5 separate regions of the Homo sapiens genome follow, and all the other regions are linked to region 3. A link is an interaction called in ENCODE POLR2A ChIA-PET data of the cell type or tissue named here. Cell type or tissue: OCI-LY7. All regions are shown on one strand.

The links. ChIA-PET counts read pairs that join two places held together with the same protein. Peaks named below come from ENCODE experiments on the same cell type or tissue, not always from the same donor. Only the 100,000 strongest peaks of a DNase experiment are listed, where the experiment ranks them.
Region 1: POLR2A ChIA-PET joins it to region 3 with 12 read pairs; 9 of 35 experiments call an interaction of 5 or more read pairs at or near these places.
Region 2: POLR2A ChIA-PET joins it to region 3 with 18 read pairs; 4 of 35 experiments call an interaction of 5 or more read pairs at or near these places.
Region 4: POLR2A ChIA-PET joins it to region 3 with 17 read pairs; 13 of 35 experiments call an interaction of 5 or more read pairs at or near these places.
Region 5: POLR2A ChIA-PET joins it to region 3 with 50 read pairs; 6 of 35 experiments call an interaction of 5 or more read pairs at or near these places.

What each region holds. Positions count from the first base shown.
Region 1 is chr3:186,944,622-186,948,621 of GRCh38, forward strand. All of the region lies in intron 1 of ST6GAL1 (ST6 beta-galactoside alpha-2,6-sialyltransferase 1), which reads left to right. Among named protein-coding and RNA genes, the nearest start is that of ST6GAL1, 16 kb to the left of the region's middle. In OCI-LY7, no CTCF peak of the experiment used is centred here; DNase peaks (open chromatin) are centred at 2,230, 2,620 and 3,300; H3K4me3 peaks cover 1,700 bases; H3K27ac peaks cover 3,814 bases.
Region 2 is chr3:186,987,490-186,991,489 of GRCh38, forward strand. All of the region lies in intron 2 of ST6GAL1 (ST6 beta-galactoside alpha-2,6-sialyltransferase 1), which reads left to right. It overlaps LOC124906314 (a long non-coding RNA gene), which reads right to left. Exons shown (of 3, transcript XR_007096208.1): 2 at 109-182. Among named protein-coding and RNA genes, the nearest start is that of ST6GAL1, 59 kb to the left of the region's middle. RefSeq lists a silencer at 3,352-3,646. In OCI-LY7, a CTCF peak has its summit at 3,868; a DNase peak (open chromatin) is centred at 1,520; H3K4me3 peaks cover 1,750 bases; H3K27ac peaks cover 4,000 bases.
Region 3 is chr3:187,063,812-187,067,811 of GRCh38, forward strand. All of the region lies in intron 5 of ST6GAL1 (ST6 beta-galactoside alpha-2,6-sialyltransferase 1), which reads left to right. Among named protein-coding and RNA genes, the nearest start is that of RPL39L, 74 kb to the right of the region's middle. RefSeq lists an enhancer at 1,823-2,002 and a silencer at 2,950-2,999. In OCI-LY7, a CTCF peak has its summit at 3,048; DNase peaks (open chromatin) are centred at 10, 1,140, 1,640, 3,040 and 2 weaker places; H3K4me3 peaks cover 3,128 bases; H3K27ac peaks cover 4,000 bases.
Region 4 is chr3:187,010,064-187,014,063 of GRCh38, forward strand. All of the region lies in intron 2 of ST6GAL1 (ST6 beta-galactoside alpha-2,6-sialyltransferase 1), which reads left to right. Among named protein-coding and RNA genes, the nearest start is that of ST6GAL1, 82 kb to the left of the region's middle. RefSeq lists an enhancer at 2,679-2,798. In OCI-LY7, no CTCF peak of the experiment used is centred here; DNase peaks (open chromatin) are centred at 2,088, 2,888 and 3,478; H3K4me3 peaks cover 2,671 bases; H3K27ac peaks cover 3,821 bases.
Region 5 is chr3:186,994,390-186,998,389 of GRCh38, forward strand. The region is part of intron 2 of ST6GAL1 (ST6 beta-galactoside alpha-2,6-sialyltransferase 1); the gene reads left to right. It overlaps LOC124906314 (a long non-coding RNA gene), which reads right to left and starts at 563. Exons shown (of 3, transcript XR_007096208.1): 1 at 1-563. RefSeq lists silencers at 1,932-2,226, 2,858-2,937 and enhancers at 2,048-2,527, 3,288-3,397, 3,981-4,000. In OCI-LY7, no CTCF peak of the experiment used is centred here; DNase peaks (open chromatin) are centred at 2,132, 2,876 and 3,282; H3K4me3 peaks cover 3,292 bases; H3K27ac peaks cover 4,000 bases.

The sequences.
Region 1 (4,000 bases), 120 kb before region 3:
ACAGAAAAAGTTACCAGGAAACATAACAGAATCTGTTGAAAATGAAATTGCTAACAGAGAAGGAAGGCTTGAGGAAAATCACAGCCTATGCTGAGAAAAAAGATAACGCACTTAAATCAGAGATCTAAAGATCATACAAAGGTGGGCCTTCAAAAGGGTAATTGGAGAGTCTGCGGAGGCACTCGTCGCTTTTGCTCATATTCCATTGGCCAAGACTTAGTCACATAGATAGACACACCTGGCTGTAAGTAACTCTGGGAAAAAGTCTCCAGCTGAGAGGCCATATGCCTTCTTAAAACTCAGTTTTGGGGAAAGCTTTCTACTACTGAAAGGAAAACCTGGATATTGGGATCAACTAGTATCTGCTTTAAGGGAAGTCATGTTGGTCTCAGACATGACTGAACAGGTTTACAGAGGCCAGGTGAGGTGGCTCATGCCTAAAATCCTAGCACTTTGGGAGGCAGAAGCCTGCGGATCGCTTGAGGCCAGAAGTTTGAGACCAGCTTGGGCAACATAGCGAGACCCTAATGAAAATCATCAGCTGGGTGTGGTAGTGCATGCCTGTAGTCCTAGCTACTTGGAAGACTGATGTGGGAGGATCCCTTGCCCAGGAGCTCGGGGCTGCAGTGAGCTATGATTGTGCCACTGTGCTCTGGGCTGGGTGAAAGAGCAAGACCCTGTCTCTATTTAAAAAAAAAAAAAAAAAATTGTTTACAGAGTTCTGGGGCAAAGGCAATGGGACTGAAGAATTTTACACTCAAATTACTTTGCAAGTATGTCAGGCAGACATCCTCACACTTGCAAGAATTTAGGGAATCTAGCACTGAAGAGGCCTTCTCAGGAAACCCACTTGAGGAAGAAAAAGATTAATCGACAAACATACTTAGAAGGCATAGTGGAAGGTCAATTGGTGAACTCTTAATCCGTTCAAATAGAGAAGCAAAGCTAAGCAGGGGCAGGGATGGGCAGTGAGGACTAAGGAACAGAATGTGAGGAAGTAGAAAGAATATACCAGAAATAGGGGGTTAGGGGAGACGTGAGGAGATGTTAAGTGCTAACTTTAATTAGAAGTGTACCTTTTCCGGCTGGGCACGGTGGCTCATGCCTGTAATCTCAGCACTTTGGGAGGCCAAGGCGGGTGGATCACGAGATCAGGAGATCGAGACCATCCTGGCTAACACAGTGAAACCCTGTCTCTACCAAAAAAAAATACAAAAAAATTAGCCAGGCGTGGTGGTGGGCACCTGCAGTCTCAGCTACTTGGGAGGCTGAGGCAGGAGAATGGTGTGAACCTGGGAGGCGGAGCTTGCAGTGAGCCGAGATCGCGCCACTGCACTCCAGCTTGGGTGACAGAGCAAGACTCCGTCAAAAAAAAAAAAAAAAAAAAGAAGGGTACCTTTTCTGGCCGGGCGCGGTGGCTCATGCCTGTAATCCCAGCACTTTGGGAGGCCAAGCGGGTGGATCACCTGAGGTCAGGAGTTCGAGCCCAGCCTAACCAACATGGTGAAACCCCGTCTCTACGAAAAATACAAAAATTATTTTGTACTGGGCATGGTGGCGGGCGCCTGTAATCTCGGCTGCTCGGTGGGGCTGAGGCAGAAGAGTGGCTTGAACCCAGGAAGCGGAGGTTGCAGTGAGCTGAGGTCGTGCCACTCTAGCCTGGGCGACAGAGTGAGATTCCATTTCAAAAAAAAAAAGTGTTCCTTTTCCTTATAAAATAAAATAATAAAATTAGCTATTTTATTTTACTTTTAAAAAACTTATTATTATTATTTTTTGAGACAGTGTCTCATTCTGTCACCTAGGCTGGAGTGCAGTGGCGCGGTCACTGCTCACTGTAGACTCGATCTCCCGGGTTCAAGTGATCCTCCCGCCGGCCTCCGAAAGTGTTGGGATTACAGGTCTGAGCCACTGCTCCTGACCCAAAACAGCTATTGTGTAAAGCAATCCCCATCTATCCTTTCACGCATGCTTTCTTCCATCTTTCACACTTCTATCCATATACAGATATAGAGACTTGAGGAATGATACTAATTCATTTATTTTTTCCTGGATAGAGGGCTCTTGGGTGATTTTTAGCTCTATATAGTTTTGCATATTGATTGACATTTTATAAATAATGAACTAGTCTTACTTAAATCAGACCACTGAAGCTATTCTGAAAGGCACCATTAAAAACTGGTTCCTGGGGAGTGAAGAGTGGGAACGGAGATACAGATGGATGAACACTGTGGGGGATTTGAGAGTCAGTTATGCAAACACCTCACTCTAGGCAGAACAAAATACGTTATCAATCAGATGGACAGCTGGGGATTGGGGCCCACACGACAATGGAAAAGGTTTCACCCAGGAGACCGATGGAGTTTTGATAGGTGGAGAATGGGAGAAAGGACCTTTCTGGCCTGGGGGCAGCAGGAACACAGGCCTGGGGATGAAGGGGCGTTGGCATGTCTGGGGTTACTGGGAGCAGTTTGTTGGTGGTTCGTGGTTGGAGAAGCAAGGATGAAGGAAAACATGGCTGCTGTTAATACAGTGTGCACAGCACACTAGATACTACACGTAGATATCTCTAGGTTGCCCAACAACCCTATAGCACAGGTACAATTATCTCTACTGTACACATGAGGGAACTGAAGTTAAGGGTGAGAGATCTGTGCTTGCTTCAGCAGCACATACACGAAAAGTGCAATGGTACAGAGAAGGTGAGCATTAAAAAATAGTGATGTTTATCTGCCCAGAGGCGCATGGTGGTGAGACTGATTTGAGCTCCCTGTGCTGCCTGCACAGCCATGCCCATGGTTTTTCTATTGTGCTATGATTTGTGGTGCACAGAGACCGGAATCAGCCACCTTTATGAAACACAAAATGTAAAAATAATTGTATAGGTAAATATTTTATAAGTAAGTCTATTTTATACATTTACGTTTATGTTTAGATTGGTATTTATTATTATTTACATTTACCTATAAAATAAAACATGGTTTAGATGTAAATTTTGTAGGTAAATTTTTAGGTAAATATAAGAGCCTACATGATGGTCCAGACTCCACCATCCAGCAGCCGTGTGGCCCCAGGCTACTTAATCAGAACCCTAATTTCCTTGCCTATAGAAGGGGATAATAATTGTGCCACTGCCTAGCCTGAGATTAGTTTTTATGTTCAAATTAGATCATAGACGTTAAGGATGAGACAGTTTGAAAGAGGCACACAGAAGGGTTTGTTATTGCGGACACACCCCTTGCTCTGCTGAGAGCATACATCTGTTCAAGCACCCACAGGTGTCTGTGAAAATGTTCACAGTCATAGACACAGCCCCTACAGGGTTGACACAAACAACCTGGTCAACAGGCAAGAAACTGCTTCCCTGACTCAGTTAACCAGCTGGAGGCTGTAATGAAAGGCAGCAGAGAGTGAGGGAGGGAGGAGGCAGGGAGTGTGTCTGGCTCTCTCCCTGCCTGGGTGAGAATCCGCTCTTGCCTGCCTTCCTGGTTGCTGGGGAATTTCTGGGCCAGAGTTGCGTCGGGATGGCTGTCAACAGCTTGGTGAGGGTGGAGGAGGCTGTTCCAGACGTGCCAAGCTACAGGAATGAATGTTGGAGCTGCCACGCCGGCAGGCCCTGCCATGTCTGGTAGACGCCAGTGGTCTGAAAGAGGGACCAGGAAGGATAGGGTTGTCAGGGGACTTCGGTGGCCAGCTTTATTCTCCAGAAGTACCGATGAGGACAAAGCAAGGCCCTGACCTCAAAGAAATTGGGCTTCTGACAACACTTATCAAACTGGGCGGGCAGCCAGACCTCTGCTCTGAGCTAGTGTGGCTGGAGGCACCTGACGTTTGCTCCGGGAAGGATCAGGATGGTTGTAGGGTGTGGGCTGGGGCCTGGTATGCTCTTGGGGGTTCAGAAACTCTAGTGTGTGTGTGTGTGTGTGTGTGTGTGTGTGTGTGTGTGTGTCTGTGTGTGTATGTGGTCGTTGGAGAGAGACCCAGGCTATTCCATATCGCT
Region 2 (4,000 bases), 76 kb before region 3:
GCTTAAAGTCAGCCAGATTCCCCAGCACCCAGCATAGTGTCTTATTCTTAGGAGAATTTGAGAAATATTTATTTATCTAAGGGATGGTTGGTTGGTTGAACGAATTACCTGAGGAAACCTGAAAATGTTTTTTGCTGAAGTGCTGTTGAAGGTCCTCAAGATCTTACGGAGATGGGAGAAACCTAGGGGGAGAGAAATAAAATTTAAATTTTCAAAAGGAATAATTATAAACCAACTGTATCAGGCAGTAACTGAGTTGACCTATGGAAAATGCATAGCACATGGTAGTACTCAACAAGTGATAACTATGATATTTAAGGGAATTATTATTATCATTAAATAAATATGTTTCTGCTGCTGCTTCTTATGCTAGAACTTGAGACACAGAGTTATTGGGGCTCGTATTTAAAAGCACTTTAGTTTTTCTGTATGCATAATATCCCATGGTGTAAGGTAACCTCTTTTCCAGTTGGCAGTCATGCCTAGCTTCTCATACCTCTGCTTTAGTTCCTGTTTGTGGTGTCGGCACAGTAAAATTTATATATGGCCATATAGCCTATATGTTAAAGACCATCCCAAGTATCTCCTCAGTGGTCAGGCATTTTTGTATGATACAGAAGCATACACTTTAATTGACATTGGTTGTGGTGGTAATTAACTTAAAACTCTTCGATTAGACAGTGAACATCTTTGTATCCTCAGTAACAGGATTTCTGTTCTCATAGACGACATGGTAAATGTGGACTGGATGATGGTTCAGTTGGTTTACACGTAGGGCTTCTGGAAGTGTCTCTAACGGGTGCTAATTTGTGTTGGTCATGGGGATAATGCTTCCTCAGCTCTAACCTGTGATTTAGATTAACACATAAAGGGCTTGTTGATCACACTGACGGAAAATTTGAAGCTGAGAGGGGTAGAAGCTATTGTATATGCCAGAATCGAGATTCCCTATAAATTTAACAGCTTACAGGAAGGACTGAGTGAGGAAAGACAGGCTGCACCAATATAAATGTAAAGACCTAGCTGTAGGCTCCAAATACCAATGGTTAAGCCAGGCTGTGTGTGTGTTTTGGGGTGGGGGGGTGGTGGTGGGGGCGGGTGGTGGTGGGGTTAAGGATTAGGACTTGTAAGAAAAGTTAGTGAGGTTATCAGTTGCTCACACTCTGTAATCCCAGCACTTTGGGAGGCTGAGGTGGGGGGAATCACTTGAGGTCAGAAGTTCGAGACCAGCCTGGGCAACATAGTGAAATCCCATCTCTACAAAAATTACAAAAATTAGCTGGAGGTGGTGGTGTGTGCCTGTATTCCCAGCTACTAGGGAGGCTAAGGTGGAAGGATGGCTTGAGTCCGAGAGGTGGAGGTTGCAGTGAGCTGAGATCACACCACTGCACTTCAGCCTGGGCGACAGAGCCAGAGCCAGACCCTGTGTCAAAACAAAAAACCAAACCAAACCAAACCAAACAAAACAAAAAAAGGCTAGTGCACCTGATTTCAACTAAGTGAGAATCATTAACATGAAGCTACTAAAAACTAACCAGAAACTTTCAGTATTTGCATCGTAGAGGTGTAGTCATTCCTCTTGTTTTACAGTAATTGGGTCACACCTGGAACTGAGCTTATTGTCATTCTTTTAAGAGTGAGGGGGGCAAATGGAAATAGGCCCAGAGGACAATAAACAGAAAAGTTAGGAGATTCAGAAACCATATTATCTAAAGAATGATTCAAAGACTGAGACTATTTAGCTTGAAAAAGAGAAGGTTTAGAAGAGTGCCATAGTCTTAAAAGGTTGTTTTTTGGAAAAAAGAACAGACGTTTGTTAGAACCAGGAAATGGATACTTAGGGGAATGGGGAAGAGTTCAGTCCAACGTATAAAAACATTTCTTAATTAATATTTTGCTCTCTGCAGACAGGCTGTCTTGAAAGAAGGGTTGTCATTATTACAGATGTGGAAGTAGATGCTGGCTGGCCACTTTTTGTTGCTACTGAGTGGGGGATTTTTATTCATCAGATAGAGGATTGGGCTGATGTCCACTAAGATCTTTTCTAGCTGTGATGGTGTGTTGCTAGACCTCACAGAGCATGAAGCCCTATGCACCATGTTCGAGGGAACCTGGATAACATTGTTGGCAGGCTAGTGGGAGCTGGCAGAAAGCTTGAGCTTTGGATGCAAAGCTAATGATTAAAAGCTTTGTGTATTTGACTTGCTGTCAGCATAGAGAACATATCAATTTGAGTTTATGTAAGATAATTAGTATTCCAAGGTGCCCACCAGGTAGCATTTACTATTTGAAAAATAGCAGAATAACTGAGGGCATTTGATTTTGCATGTCTTCTCCCAAGGGATCTCAGGGACCCTGTGGACCTCCTGGATGTCCTTCCAGCACTGCTCCAGCAAGGTCCCGGTCAACACTCTTACTTCACAGGAACCCTTCCTTATCCACCCTTATCTGTAGGGGCAGTCTTTCCTCTGGGTGCTGTAGCCACAAGCTTTGGAGTTAGATGAGTTGGTTTGAATCCTAGCTCTGTACCAGCTCCATGACCTTGGGCAAGTGGCTTAGTTCTTGACTGCGTCTTGCTCTGTCGCCCTGGCTGGAGTGCAGTGGTGCGATCTTAGCTCACTGCAACCTGTGCTTCCCAGGTTCAAGCGATTCTCCTGCCTTGGCCTCCCCAGTGGCTGGGATTACAGGCACATTCCACCATGCCTGGCTAATTTTTGTATTTTCAGTAGAGACAGGGTTTCACCATATTGGCCAGGCTGGTCTCGAACTCCTGACCTCAAGTGATCTGCCCGCCTTGGCCTCCCAAATTGCTGGGATTACAGGTGTGAGCCACCAAGCTTGGCCTAAAGCTTCTCATCTCTATCTATTGAATGCAGGTGACTCATTTCCACCTGCCAGATTCTTAATGATCATTAGAGCGAGAGAAACTGCCCAGCAGCACAGCACTAGCATGTGTTCATGTTCAGTCCATGGTGTTAATATTTGTGATGATAGGCATAGACTATTGATAGACTTGATGACTATATTCAGTCATCTGTGGGTAGCTACTTGGTGTGAAGAATTCCTTGGCTGGGGCTGAGGAGAGTTCTCTACCTCACCTCAACCCCAGCCGCCTTCTCCCATCCCTCCCTCTTAGACCAATCCCTTCCTACAGGATGTTCTTTTTTTTTTTTTTTTTGATTTCCTCTAAAAAATTTCAATAAAGAAAATAAAGCAGGAGGTAGAAAGCAGGAGAATCGCTTGAACCCGGGAGGCAGAGGTTGCAGTGAGCCGAGATCGTACCATTGCGCTCCGGCCTGGTCAACAAGAGCAAAACTTCATCTCAAAAAAGAAAAAAAAAAAGGATATAAACCAGCTTCTGGCATTACCCAGGAGCAGCTGACCTAGATGCTTGTTCCAGTAAGTTCTCCTCACTCCCTCTCATGCTTGTCCGCCTCCCCACCTCCTCCACCCCTGCTTCCAGGCTGTCTGCAGACCGCTGGGCCGGGTTTCACAGTATTGGCGTGAATCAGCTTGCCAGGCTTCTACCCTTTGTGCTTGGTGGTAGCTAACTGACTTTTTTCTTTTTCTCATGTGGTCAGGATTTTTCCACTGAAGCATTTCTTTTATGATGTGGGAGAGACAGATAGCACCTGGCTAGTTGCCTTCTTTTGGACTTGCTGTGATTTGACTTTTCAGCCAGGCCAGGTATTTATTTTCCCTTGGGTGGAGTGTGGTTCTCCCAGAGATGCCTCATTCATGATTCATTTGTTCAGGGCATACAAAAGGCATTTCTTAGGACCTAACCTGGGCCTAGCGGTGTGGTAGGTGCCTGGGCTTCAGAGAAGGCTAGGATGGTTGCTAATTCTCTGAAAGGTCATGCCCTAATAGAGGAAACGGACATAGAAACTGTGAGGGGCGCTGTCTTGGGGTCTGTACAGGGTGCTGTGGGAGCACAGGGAAGGGTTCCTAACTCACACTGGGGATCAGGGAGGCTTTGGCTCCTGATACTAAATGACCT
Region 3 (4,000 bases):
TTCCTGTGTGAGTGACTTCAGCAAGTTGCTTTACTTTACCTTTCTGAGCCTCATTTCCCTTACTTGTAACACAGAAATATGAATAGTTACTATCCAGGGTTTTTTTTTAGGATCAAAGGAGTTACTATGTGTGGAGCATGTCACCCAGAGGCTGGTATGCAGCAAGTGCTTTGTAAATAGTAGCGATGGGCACTACTGAAACCTGAATGTCTGCCTCTGCCTGTTTGCGAATGACTCCACCTTCCCAAATCCCAACAGGGAAGGTGAGTCAGCTTGAGACCACTTGAGAGGCATCTAGCAGAAGGGAGGCAAAACTTCTGTTAAAGGATAATTTTTAGGGAAAAAAAGGTAAGATGATGACTCTCATACAGATATTAAAAATGAATTCATCATGAAGATTTTATTTTACTCGTATGATGGAACCAGGCAGATATTACAACTGGTTCAAAGGAAAAGTCAAAGCAACACAAATTTGGAGTAAAGGAGTTGAACTAGTTTTTCTGTGAGATAAGGCAGGGGGAGGGGAGAAATCAATTGAAACTCTCCTGGGCAGCATCCTGCCCAGTAGGCACATGTATTAGTTGCCTACAATTCACAAAGGGTTGCGAAATAGCTCCCGTGGAATCAGAATCTGACAGGGAGGAAGAGTGTGCTCAGAAAATGCATGGCTTTCTACTGAAGCAGATTTTTTTCCCATTACACTTCTAGATCTCTGTGCACCATTGTGCCAGGGCTGCGAGGAAGGTGGCCCACTTCCCGGGATACACTACCCACCCTCAAGAGAGCCTTTCCTGCTGCTTCTTAGGCAAGTCAGCTCTCTTTTCTCACCTCCTGTAAGCAACACTAAGTATCTGGCTGTTCCTTTCGTACTCGAGTCCTGGCCGCTCCATGACAGCACTTGTGGTGGTACTGAACTGTGATGGACACTTTCTATCATTGCCCTTTCTTACCTTGATATCCTAAAAAGCTGGTGGTCTGTCTTCTCTATCTTTTGTCCTGGTCAGTTATCCTAACTATTTTGTGTCTGTTTCTGTGGATTAGTAAACGGGGTCCCCACCCCCACTCCACAAGGAGAACATCTGGCACCCAGAAGTCACTGAGAGAATAGCTGTTGCTTTGGTAGAATTCTGCCTCTGAGTGGCTTGTTCTTTTCCCAGACGGAGAGGTCTCCTGACAGCAGCTCTCTTCTTTTTCTTTTTTTTTTTTTTTGAGACAGAGTTTTGCTCTTGCGCTCAGGCTGGAGTGCAGTGGTGCACTCTCGGCTCCCTGCTCTGCCTCCTGGGTTCAAGTGATTCCCCTGCCTCGGTCTCCCAAGTAGCTGAGATTACAGGCATGCACCACCATGCCCAGCTAATTTTTTGTATTTTTAGTAGAGACAGGGTTTTGCCATGTTTGCCAGACTAGTCTCAAACTCCTGACCTCAGGTGATCCACCTGCCTCAGCCTCCCAAAGTGCTGGGATTACAGGCATGAGCCACTGCGCCTGGCTTTAGCAGCTCTCTTCTAAAGCCATCTGGACCCACATTTGTTCAGCTCCCCTCCCTTGGCCATGATGAAGGCATGCAAAACAAAAAAGGCACTTTTCTTATTGAGAAGGTGGCTTTTTATAGAGAATGGTGTCATACTGTTAGGTTTCAGGCCAGCAGACCTAGTCAGGCATGTGACACTTCTGTGCCAGGTGTGGCTATGAGAGTCAACAGGAAAAATGATATATGTAAATGGACAGGTCTTTAAATAAATGCAGTTTTGACTATAAGAGTAAGAAGGTTTCTGTGAGACTCAACTCAGTACCTCCTGTACCCTGTGGGCCTGAGAGAGGAGACAATGGGACAAGAAGACCCAGTGGCTTCCTTGGAAGCTTTTGTGCTAGCTGGAGAGAGAAGACCTACTTCCTATATGCCTAGCAACAGTCCACACTGACTGGACTGCAACCAGGACATTTCCAGATTACTCAGTGGGGCTTATCTTGAAATAATAGTTGATGCCATTTGTTAAATATATTATATATACCATCTAAGGGTCTTACATGCCTTCTCTCATTTGATCTTCATGGCAAACCCTGTGAGGTATGACCACCAACCACCATTTTACCTCAGAACTCAGGCTCCCAGAGTTTAAGTTGCTCACAGGAGCCCAGAAAGTAAGCGACAGAGGTGGGATTTGGTTCTAGGTGTTTGCCACCAGCACTTTAAATCACCAAAGCTTTCTGGAAGCTCCAACTTTTCTTCTCAAGATACTGAAAGACAGGTATCTGGATGGGTTGGCAGGGCGGGTGGGAGGTGGGCGAGATTTCCATCAACAACGGGTCTAAAACCAGCGATGGTGAGCTGGGTGATTTTGATGGAACCCCTGCCATACAGTCTATTAATATCATAATTGGAGCTAAAATTTAATCATGATGGCAATCATGAGTTCTGGGGCTTCTTGATTTGGGCCAGCAGACACAGTCTCAGTCACTAGTTCTCCGAATCAGAGAAAGGATGCCTTCAGGCTGTGTCTTCACATGGCTTTTCCTCTGTGCGTGGTGGAAAGAGAGAGCTCTGCGGGTCTCTTCTTGTTGTAAGGACACTGGCCCCATTGGATTAGGGCCCCACCACATGACACATTTAATCCTAATTACCTCCCTCACAGCCCTATTTCCAAACAGGGTATTAGTCACATTAGGGATTAGGGCTTCAACATAGGAATTCTGGGGGCACACAATTCAGTCTATAACAGAGGGAAAACAGATTTGAGAAGAAAAAAGTCCAAAATATGCACAGTGGTAATATCTGAAGATGTGCGTGCGTGCGTGTGTGTGTGTGTGTGTGTGTGTGTGTGTTTCTATTCTTGCATTTTCTAACTGTCCCCAGTGAGTATTTGTTACTTTCTAACTGAGAAGGTTACTTTAAACAGTGTCTTGAGCAGCAGCACTCCATGCCCTGGTGTAGCCTTTTCCTGGCAGATGTTCCCCAGGGCTCTGCTGCTCTGCCAATGACTTATTCTCAGCATGAACTCCTCCCCTGCCCCCTAAGAGGATCTCCAAACCCAGGTCACACTCCCCCTGCAGGTAAGTACAGGCGTTTGAGAACAGCTTTATTCTTCCAGGAACAGCTGGTCCCCTCAGCAGGGCCTTACAAGGTGGTTATGTCTAAATAAGGCACCTGAGGCCAGGAGATGTGACATGGTCCATCTAATACCATGGAGTGAGTTAGACACAGAGCAGGACTGGAACCCATGCTTCCAATTCCCCATCCAGTTTTAAGGCAATCTTCTTTTCTTTCTTTCTTTCTTTTTTTTTTTTTTTTTTTTTTTTTTGGAGACAGAGTCTCTGTCACCCAGGCTGGAGTGCAGTGGTGCGATCTTGGCTCACTGCAACCTCTGCCTCCGGGGTTCAAGCGATTCTCCTGCCTCAGCCTTCTGAGTAGCTGAGATTTCAGGTGCCCGCCACCACGCCTGGCTAATTTTTGTATTTTTAGTAGAGACGAGGTTTTACTATGTTGGCCAGGGTGATCTCGAACTCCTGACCTCAAGTGATCTGCCCACCTCAGCTTCCCAAAGTGCTGGGATTACAGGTGTGAGCCACTGCACCTGGCAAGGCAACCTTTTTTTTTTTTTTTTTTTTTGGTAGAAAATCTTTGAACTTCATATAGATGGTGTTAATGTGGGTGAGTTCAGAGCCATGTGTAAAGTTCCAGGAGGGGAGTGCTTGCTGGCTTCTCCCTTATCCCTCAACCAGATCCCAGCCCCAGCCACTTTCTGTTTCTCTTCTCTGGATAAAACTATCATTCATCTTCACCTGTTTCTATTTTCATGGATTACTGTCTCATTCATCTCAAGTAGCTCAAGTGAATGGCTGTTTTTCCATTGGATACAGGAAGACTGAGGGTGACCTGACCCTCATGGTGTGCTTGCTTATTTGAATGTCTGATGGTTTTATGGGTGTAGTCCTGCTGGAGCAGAAAGAATATCTGTTAGGAGCCTGCCTCTGGGCTCTGGTTCTAACTGTGCCACAAACTCAT
Region 4 (4,000 bases), 54 kb before region 3:
CTTTAAAGGAAGAGGACAAGTTAAATTGTCCTCTTGGGAATTGAGGTTATTTCAGGTTATTCATGGGCTGACATAAAACTGCAGTCTTTGCTTCTCTGAATACTTCTTTTTTTGAGATGGAATTACTGGGTTAAAAGAGAATGGTCATTTTTAATGCTTTGATATATTTAATCAAATTGTCCTTCAGAGAAGACGTTCCATGTTATTTTTCCATGAGTTACTTAAAAGTGACCTTGTCAGCTCTATTGTAATTTTTTAGTCTATTAATTTGGTGGGGGAAAGTGTATGTTATTATTTTAATTGAATTTCTTTTATTTCCAGTGACATTGAATCCCCAGCCTGTCACTGAATTGGTTCCCACCCGTTTAGGGAGGAGGCAGAGACAAGAGTAGAAGAAAAATGATTTATTTATTTTTTGAGATGGAGTTGTCCAGGCTGGAGTGCAGTGGTGGTGTAATGCCCAACCTTGTTTTTACTAACCCTGTTTTTAGACTCTCCCTTTTCCTTTAATCACCTAGCCTTGTTTCCACCTGAATTGACTCTCCCTTAGCTAAGAGAGCCAGACAGACTCCATCTTGGCTCTTTCACTGGCAGCCCCTTCCTCAGGGACTTAACTTGTGCAAGCTGACTCCCAGCACATCCAAGAATGCAGTTAACTGATAAGATACTGTGGCGAGCAATATCTGCAATTCCCAGGAATTAGTCTGATTGATAACGCCCAAAGCCCCGCGTCTATCACCTTGTAATAGTCTTAAAGCCCCTGCACCTGGAACTGTTTACTTTCCTGTAACCATTCATCCTTTTAACTTTTTTACCTATTTTATTTCTGTAAAATTGTTTTAACTAGACCCCCCTCCCCTTTCTAAACCAAAGTATAAAAGAAAATCTAGCCCCTTCTTCGGGGCCGAGAGAACTTTGAGCGTTAGCTGTCTCTTGGCCGCCGGCTAAATAAACAGACTCTTAATTCGTCTCAAAGTGTGGCGTTTTCTCTAACTTGGTCAAGTACAACAGTGTGACCTCTGCTTCCCAGGTTCAAGTGATTCGCTTGCCTCAGCCTCCTGAGTAGCTGGGATTACAGGCATATGCCACCATGCCCGGCAAATTTTTGTATTTTTAGTAGGGATAGGGTTTCACCATGTTGGCCAGGCCGGTCTCGAACTACTGACCTCAAGTGATCCGCCCACTTCGGCCTCCCAAAGTGCTGGGATTACAGGCGTGAGCCACCGTGCCCGGAGAAAAAGGATTTATTTTCTCTTCCTCGTTCTTCACTTTGAAGATGAGAGGCAAACACAGACAGATCCCAGATTCAAATCCTGGCTCTACAACTTACTAGTTACTGATTTTGTACCTTTATTTTTCTGACCCTCAGATTTTTTACTGAAGAAATCAGTGCAATCATGAACTGTGAAGTAATAGACATTTATAGAGAAAATGCCTGGGGTGCAATGGTCATTCTGAAAATGGTAGCTTTTGTTGTCCTTGGGAAGCTGAGGCTCAGGATGTGAAACAACCTCCTGCTCTTTTTCAGAGGCGGCAAGGAGCTCAGAGCTGGGTTCCTTCACACAGGGAAGGCCCCTTGCAGGAACTGCTGCTGGTATCTGCGTCATTAATTCTTTACCTTTTATTCTTCCAGGCTCCTGTAACCATTTATCCTTTTAACTTTTTTACCTATTTTATTTCTGTAAAATTTTATTTCTGTATCTTCCATGCCCTGCTGGGCATGAAGGCAGCTATCACAGGCCAGGAAATTCATGTTAGGGAATTGGGTCATCTTAGGGAACTAATTCAAATTGCTAATGGTATTTATTTGATTCAGTGGAAATGCACCTTGCAGTACTTGATTCGGAGGACTGGGTTGAATTTCGGGAGGGTTTGTTTGACATTGTCTCATCTTACTCTCTGGAGCAGGATTCAGACCTGGAACGCTCTCTTTCCAGGGCAACCTAGCCAAGCTATGGTCTCTGCCTCAATTTATTGCCCTTTCCCCAGGACTCACATCTTCCTCCCCACTCACTGTTTGCCCAGGCTCCGGTCATCTATGTTAGTCGTGCTCTTGCTACACATCTGCCACCTCTTTCAGAAGGTTGAGAGCAGCCAAAACAGAAACGGGAACTGTGGCTCTCAATAAACTGTCTGCTCGCAGACCAAGAGAGAAGCGGGAGTGCTTTGTCTGTATTTACTGCATTTTTTTTCATTTTTTTTTTCTTTTTTTGAGACAGGGTCCTGCTCTGTCTCCCAGGCTGGAGTGCAGTGGCACGATCTCGGCTCACTGCAAGCTCCGCCCCCCAGGTTCAAGTGATTCTCCTGCCTCAGCCTCCTGAGTAGCTGGGATAACAGGCGTGCGCCACCATACCCAGCTCATTTTTATATTTCCAGTACAGACGGGGTTTCAATATTGGTCAGGCTGGTCTTGAACTCCTGACCTTGTGATCCATCCACCTCAGCCTCCCAAAGTGCTGGGATTACAGGCAAGAGCCACCTCGCCCAGCTGCACTTTTTAAGGTTATTTGAACACCAAGCAATTAGTGCTTCTGGGCCCAGGCTAACAGATGAGGCCAGAAAACCCCACCACACTCTCTCAGTCCTGAGCAAGGGTGCTGCTGATCGGGCACAGAGCCATTTCTCCTGAAATCAAGACTGGGTGCCAGGCCGTAGGGCTGCCAGCCTGCCTGTGATTTCTCTCTGGGACCATCTCAGTGATTTCCTGTTTTCTTCCCCTGAGCACATTCAGTGCAAGAGGTCTAAGCATGAGGGTGGGAGGTGCGGTGAGTTTGGCCTGTTTTCCAAATGGAGGGGAAATCCAGGGAAGTCAGCAGGCTTCACTGTGAGTCGTCGGGTCTACCAGCGTTTCCTATGTCAGGCCGTGAGCACCTGCTCTGTGGAAATGAAAGCAAATCTTCTCCACCAGGCAGGGGCTGCAGAGGGCTGGCAGGGGTGAGGTGGAAGGGCTCAGGGAGAATTTAACAATGTTGTGTTTTCATCTTGATGATCACACAAAAATGATTCTGTACCAGTCACGAAGACTTCAATTCATAATGGAGGAGACCTTTAGCGTCTTAAGTGTTTCTTGAACACTGTTTCTTTTTCCTCTTTAAAATGGGAGCTGACTTAATCTGTAAGCCTTATTTCTTATGGCTCTATAGAAGTGATGAAATAACAGCACTGTCTGGAGAGACTTAAAATAACAAACATTTCCTCTGCACAGTTTAAAGCCTTCTCCCATCTATTACTTCCCCTGTGCTTTCCCATAACTCTGTGAAATAGGGACTATTAAGCCCTTTTTTCACATGAGGAAACAGAGACTCAGAGAAGATAAGTGACTTTTCTGAGGACACACAGTGATTTGGTTGGAGAGCTGGAGGACCTCACATCTGTGCCCTGGTTTCAGGCTTTTTCTATTAGTTCAGTCTTCACAGTGACACACCCTTGACCCTGCCTCCCACGAGGGTCCCACGTTCCTATTCTCTTTGCTGTGGAGCAGTGTTTGAAATAGCTAACACTAAAAGTGGCAACTATTGTTTTGTTTTGTTTTTGTTTTTGAGACAGGGTCACCCTCTGTCACCCAGGCTGGAGTGCAGTGATGCAATCTCAGCTCACTGCGACTTCCACCTCCTGGGTTCAAGCTATTCTCGTGCCTCAGCCTCCTGAGTAGCTGGGATTACAGATGTGCGCCACCACGCCTGACTAATTTTTGTATTTTTAGTAGAGACGGGGTTTGACCATGTTGGCCAGGCTGGTCTCTGACTCCCGACCTCAGGTGATCCTCCCACCTTGGCCTCCCAACGTGCTGGGATTACAGGCATGAGCCACCGCACCCGGCCGCAAATACTGGTTTTGTTGAGATGAACATCAAGGTCTCGTGTTTAGCCAAAGATAAATACTGATTCATGACACTCCGGAAAATTTCATCTCATCCTTGAAAATGAAGACTTTTCACACCCAACAGCGGTCAAGCCGGGCCTCAGCCTTCTGACCCTCCTCCCCTGCTTCCTGGCAGGTA
Region 5 (4,000 bases), 69 kb before region 3:
TCCTGATCCCTTTCAGGGCTGGAGTCTAACACAGCTGTGTTAGATTCACTGAGTGAATTTTATATGAGTGTTCAGGGCTGTATAAACAGACCATATATTCTGTATTTCATAGGTGATTCAAAGTGGGGGGACTTTTTGTTTGTTTAACTTTCATTTACTGCACATGAATAGTCATACAAAATAAGATGTTATTTTAACTGACTTCAAATTCAGCTGTTTATTTTTTCATTTTTGCTGTAGATATTTCAGTATGTATATTTAAAAGATAGAGACCCTTTAAAAATAGGCCGGGGCGCAGTGACTCACACCTGTAATCTCAGCACTTTGGGTGGCCAAGGCGGCCAAGGAGTTTGAGACCAGCCTGGCCAACATGATGAAACTCCGTTTCTACTAAAAACACAAAATTTAGCCAGGCATGGTGGGCGCCTGTAATCTCAGCTACTTAGGAAGCTGAGGCAGGGGAATCGCTTGAACCCAGGAGGCGGAGGTTGTAGTGAGCCAAGATCACGCCACTGCACACTCCAGCCTGAGCAGCAGAGTGAGACTCCCTCTCAAAAACAAAAAAAAAAGAGACCCTTTAAAAATAAAAACTACAAGATACTATTATCACATTCAAATAAGTAAGTAAGTAAGTATTCCTTAATACCAGATATGGAGTCAATATTCAATTTTCCTCAATTATTATATATATATGTGTGTATGTGTATATATTAGTGTTTGAGTGTATGTATATAGATATGGGTGTGTATAGTTTTAAAATAGTTTGTGTATTCAAATTAGGATCCAGATAAAATCCAAGTGCAATAGATTGATAAGACCTTTAAGATTGTTAAAATGGGCCAGGCATGGTGGCTCACGCCTGTAATCCCAGCACTTTGGGAGGCCTAGGAAGGCGGATCATGAGGTCAGGAGATTGAGACCATCCTGGCCAACATGGTGAAGCCCCGACTCTACTAAAAATCAAAAATTAGCTGGGTGTGGTGGCATGTACCTGTGGTCCCAGCTACTTGGGAGGCTGAGGCAGGAGAATTGCTTGGACCCGGGAGGTGGAGCTTGCAGTGAGCCAAGATTGCGCCACTGCACTCCAGCCTGGGTGACAGAGTGAGACACCATCTCAAAAAAAAAATAATAATAAAATAAAAAAAAAATAAAGAAATTGTTAAAATGCAGGCTGTGCATGGTGGCGGCTCACTCCTGTAATCCTAGCACTTTGGGAGGCTGAGGTGGGTGGATCACCTGAGGTCAGGAGTTCGAGACCAACCTGGCCAACATGGCGAGACCCCATCTCTACTAAACATACAAAAATTAGCCGGGTATGGTGGCTTATGCCTGTAATCCCAGCTACTGGGGAGGCTGAGGCAGGAGAATAGCTTGAGCCCGGGAGGCAGAGGCTGCAGTGAGCCGAGATTGTGCCACTGTGCTCCAGCTTGGGTGACAGATTGAGACTCTGTCTTGAGAAAAAAAAAAGATTGTTTAATAAATGCTTTTAATCAATAACTTCCCACGGGCGGGGACACTGATTTGAAATATAATCTTTGGGTGAGGTGTGTGGCTGCCCTGTCTCTGTATAGGTAGACACAGGCCCACAGGTGCAGTGGCCATATTATCGGTGCGTGTTTACTCCCATCGCATGTACCATTCCTCTCACAAACACCTGCTTCCTGATCATTTGTCTTTTTAAATAAAAATATGATATTTGAGATTCTTTTATTCTCTTTAAATATTTGAATACAGAGTCTATTTGAAGGACCAGTATATTGAATAGCAGTAATATTTGAAGGACTAGTCAGCTGTAGAAGCCTTGACTTCAGATCTTCACCCAAGAAACTCTGTGTATTTGCTTTTCCTGGGCCACTCAGATAGACAATTGTGTTTTTGATACAGTAAGAGTTTGCAGCTTAGCTTAACTAGAAATAATCCGGATCTTATTTTGGAATTAGGAAGAAACATGTTATGATGTAGAAAAGCCTGCTCTGTTACCTACATGATGGCATAGCTTTGTGCTTTTCATGCTTTGTGGCCTTGGAAGGGGGTAGATAGAGTGTAGGTGGTTAGGAGTTGTTTCCTGGCTAAAAATAGGAACAGCATACTGTGAGACAGGAGCTTCTTCTCTCACAAGCCTCTGTGCAAATAGCGGAGGGTTACGCATTTGCTGCAGGTGGTACTTAAGCTCCAAGAACTTACGGCACACCTGCTTGAGTGGATCATGGGTGAGCTGGAGAACCTGAAGTAGCAAAGGCAAGAAGGCAACGACGTTCCATCTGTGGAAGGACCTACCAACCAGGTATCTCTGGTGACAGGGCTCATCTCATAGGTGGCCCACTGTACATCATACCCTGATGTTTTCTTTGCATGACGTGCTATAGAATTCCAGGCTCATGCACACCTTTCTGCTCTCCTGTTTTGCAAATGTCTGCACTCTAGAGTCCTTCCTGTTGGCCACTACATACGTGTCCCCCGCTTCTTGCCCCTCTCTGCTTGGGTCCCTGCTACACTGGTATCCTGCACTTTCCACCTTGTATTGCCAGTTTGTTTCCAAGGCCATCTCCACTTTGAGCTTGTTCATGACCACCTCACACAGCACACTTGGTCTGTGTGGTGGTTTGAGGGGTTCTGTCTGTACACTGTGCTTTGGCTGTGTTGGAGGCGGGCAGGTGGGAAGGAAGAAATGTATTCTTGGGGAGATTTGTTTTTAGAGACATGAGACATGGAAAATAGTTAAGTAATAATATAATATGGGAGGCATGGACTATCAGAGGAGGCAGGCAGGACTGCCCAACCTCCTCACTGGGCACGTTACGCTACTTCCTCCTGACCTCTATAGTCCTTTGCATTTATCAAGCACTGTCATACGTGTTATCTCATGCAATGACCAGGGTGTCACCCCCTGTTTTGTAAGTGACAAAACTGTCACTCAGAGGGATGAAATGACATGCTAAAGGTCATCTAGTTAGTAATGGTGGAATCAGGGCTGGAGCCCAGTCTTCTAAGCCTAGTTCCTATTCTGCTCTTCATCATCTGTCTCAGGATGGTAAACTGAGGCCTGGAAAGGAGAAGGAACTCACCCAGCCTAAAGATTAAGGGTTTTATGCTGGCCACGGTGGCTCATGCCTCCCAACATTTTGAGAGGCTGAGGTGGGAGGATTGCTTGAGTCCAGGAGTTTGAGCCCAGCCTGGGCAACATAGTAAGACCCTGTCTTTACAAAAAATAAAAAAAAATAGCCAGGTGTGGTAGCACACACCAGTAGTCACGGCTACTCAGGAGGCTGAGGCGAGAGGATCACTTGAGCCTGCGAGATCGAGGCTGCAGTGAGCCGCAACGGAATCATTGCGCTCCAGCCTAGGACAGAGTGAGACTCTGTCTCAAAAAGAAAAAAAAAAAAAGATTTTAGACAGTGCTGACCATATTGAGACAATGCTGACTGGTGAGTGGGGACGGAGAAATAAAGAACTAACATTGTGCAGAACTGTGTTCTCAGCCAGTGCTATCTAATGGAAATAGAAAGCAAGCCACAAGTGTGGGCTGCATACGTAGTTTTCAGATTTGTAATAGACACATTAAAAAAGCAAAAAGAGGCCGGGCATGGTGGCTCGTGCCTATAATTCCAGCACTTTGGGAAGCTGAGGCAGGAGGATCACTTGAGCCCAGGAGTTAGAGACCAGCCTGGGCAACACCCTGTCTCTATTGTTATTTTTATAAAATTTAATTGTTTAAAAAATACGGGAAGTAAAAAGAAACAGATGAAATTAATTTAAACAACATAGAACTACACAGGGGTTAAGGGCACTAGCTCCCTGTGCAGTTGAAAGTCCATGTATATTTTCTGAAAGTAGACTCTGAAAAATAAGAAAAAGAAAGAAAATCCACGTATAACTTTTGACGGTCCCTAAACTTAATACGAATATCCTGTTAACCAGAAGCCTTACTGATAACATAAAAAACTGATGAACACATATTTTATATGTTATGTGTTTTATATACTGTATTCTTGTAATAAAG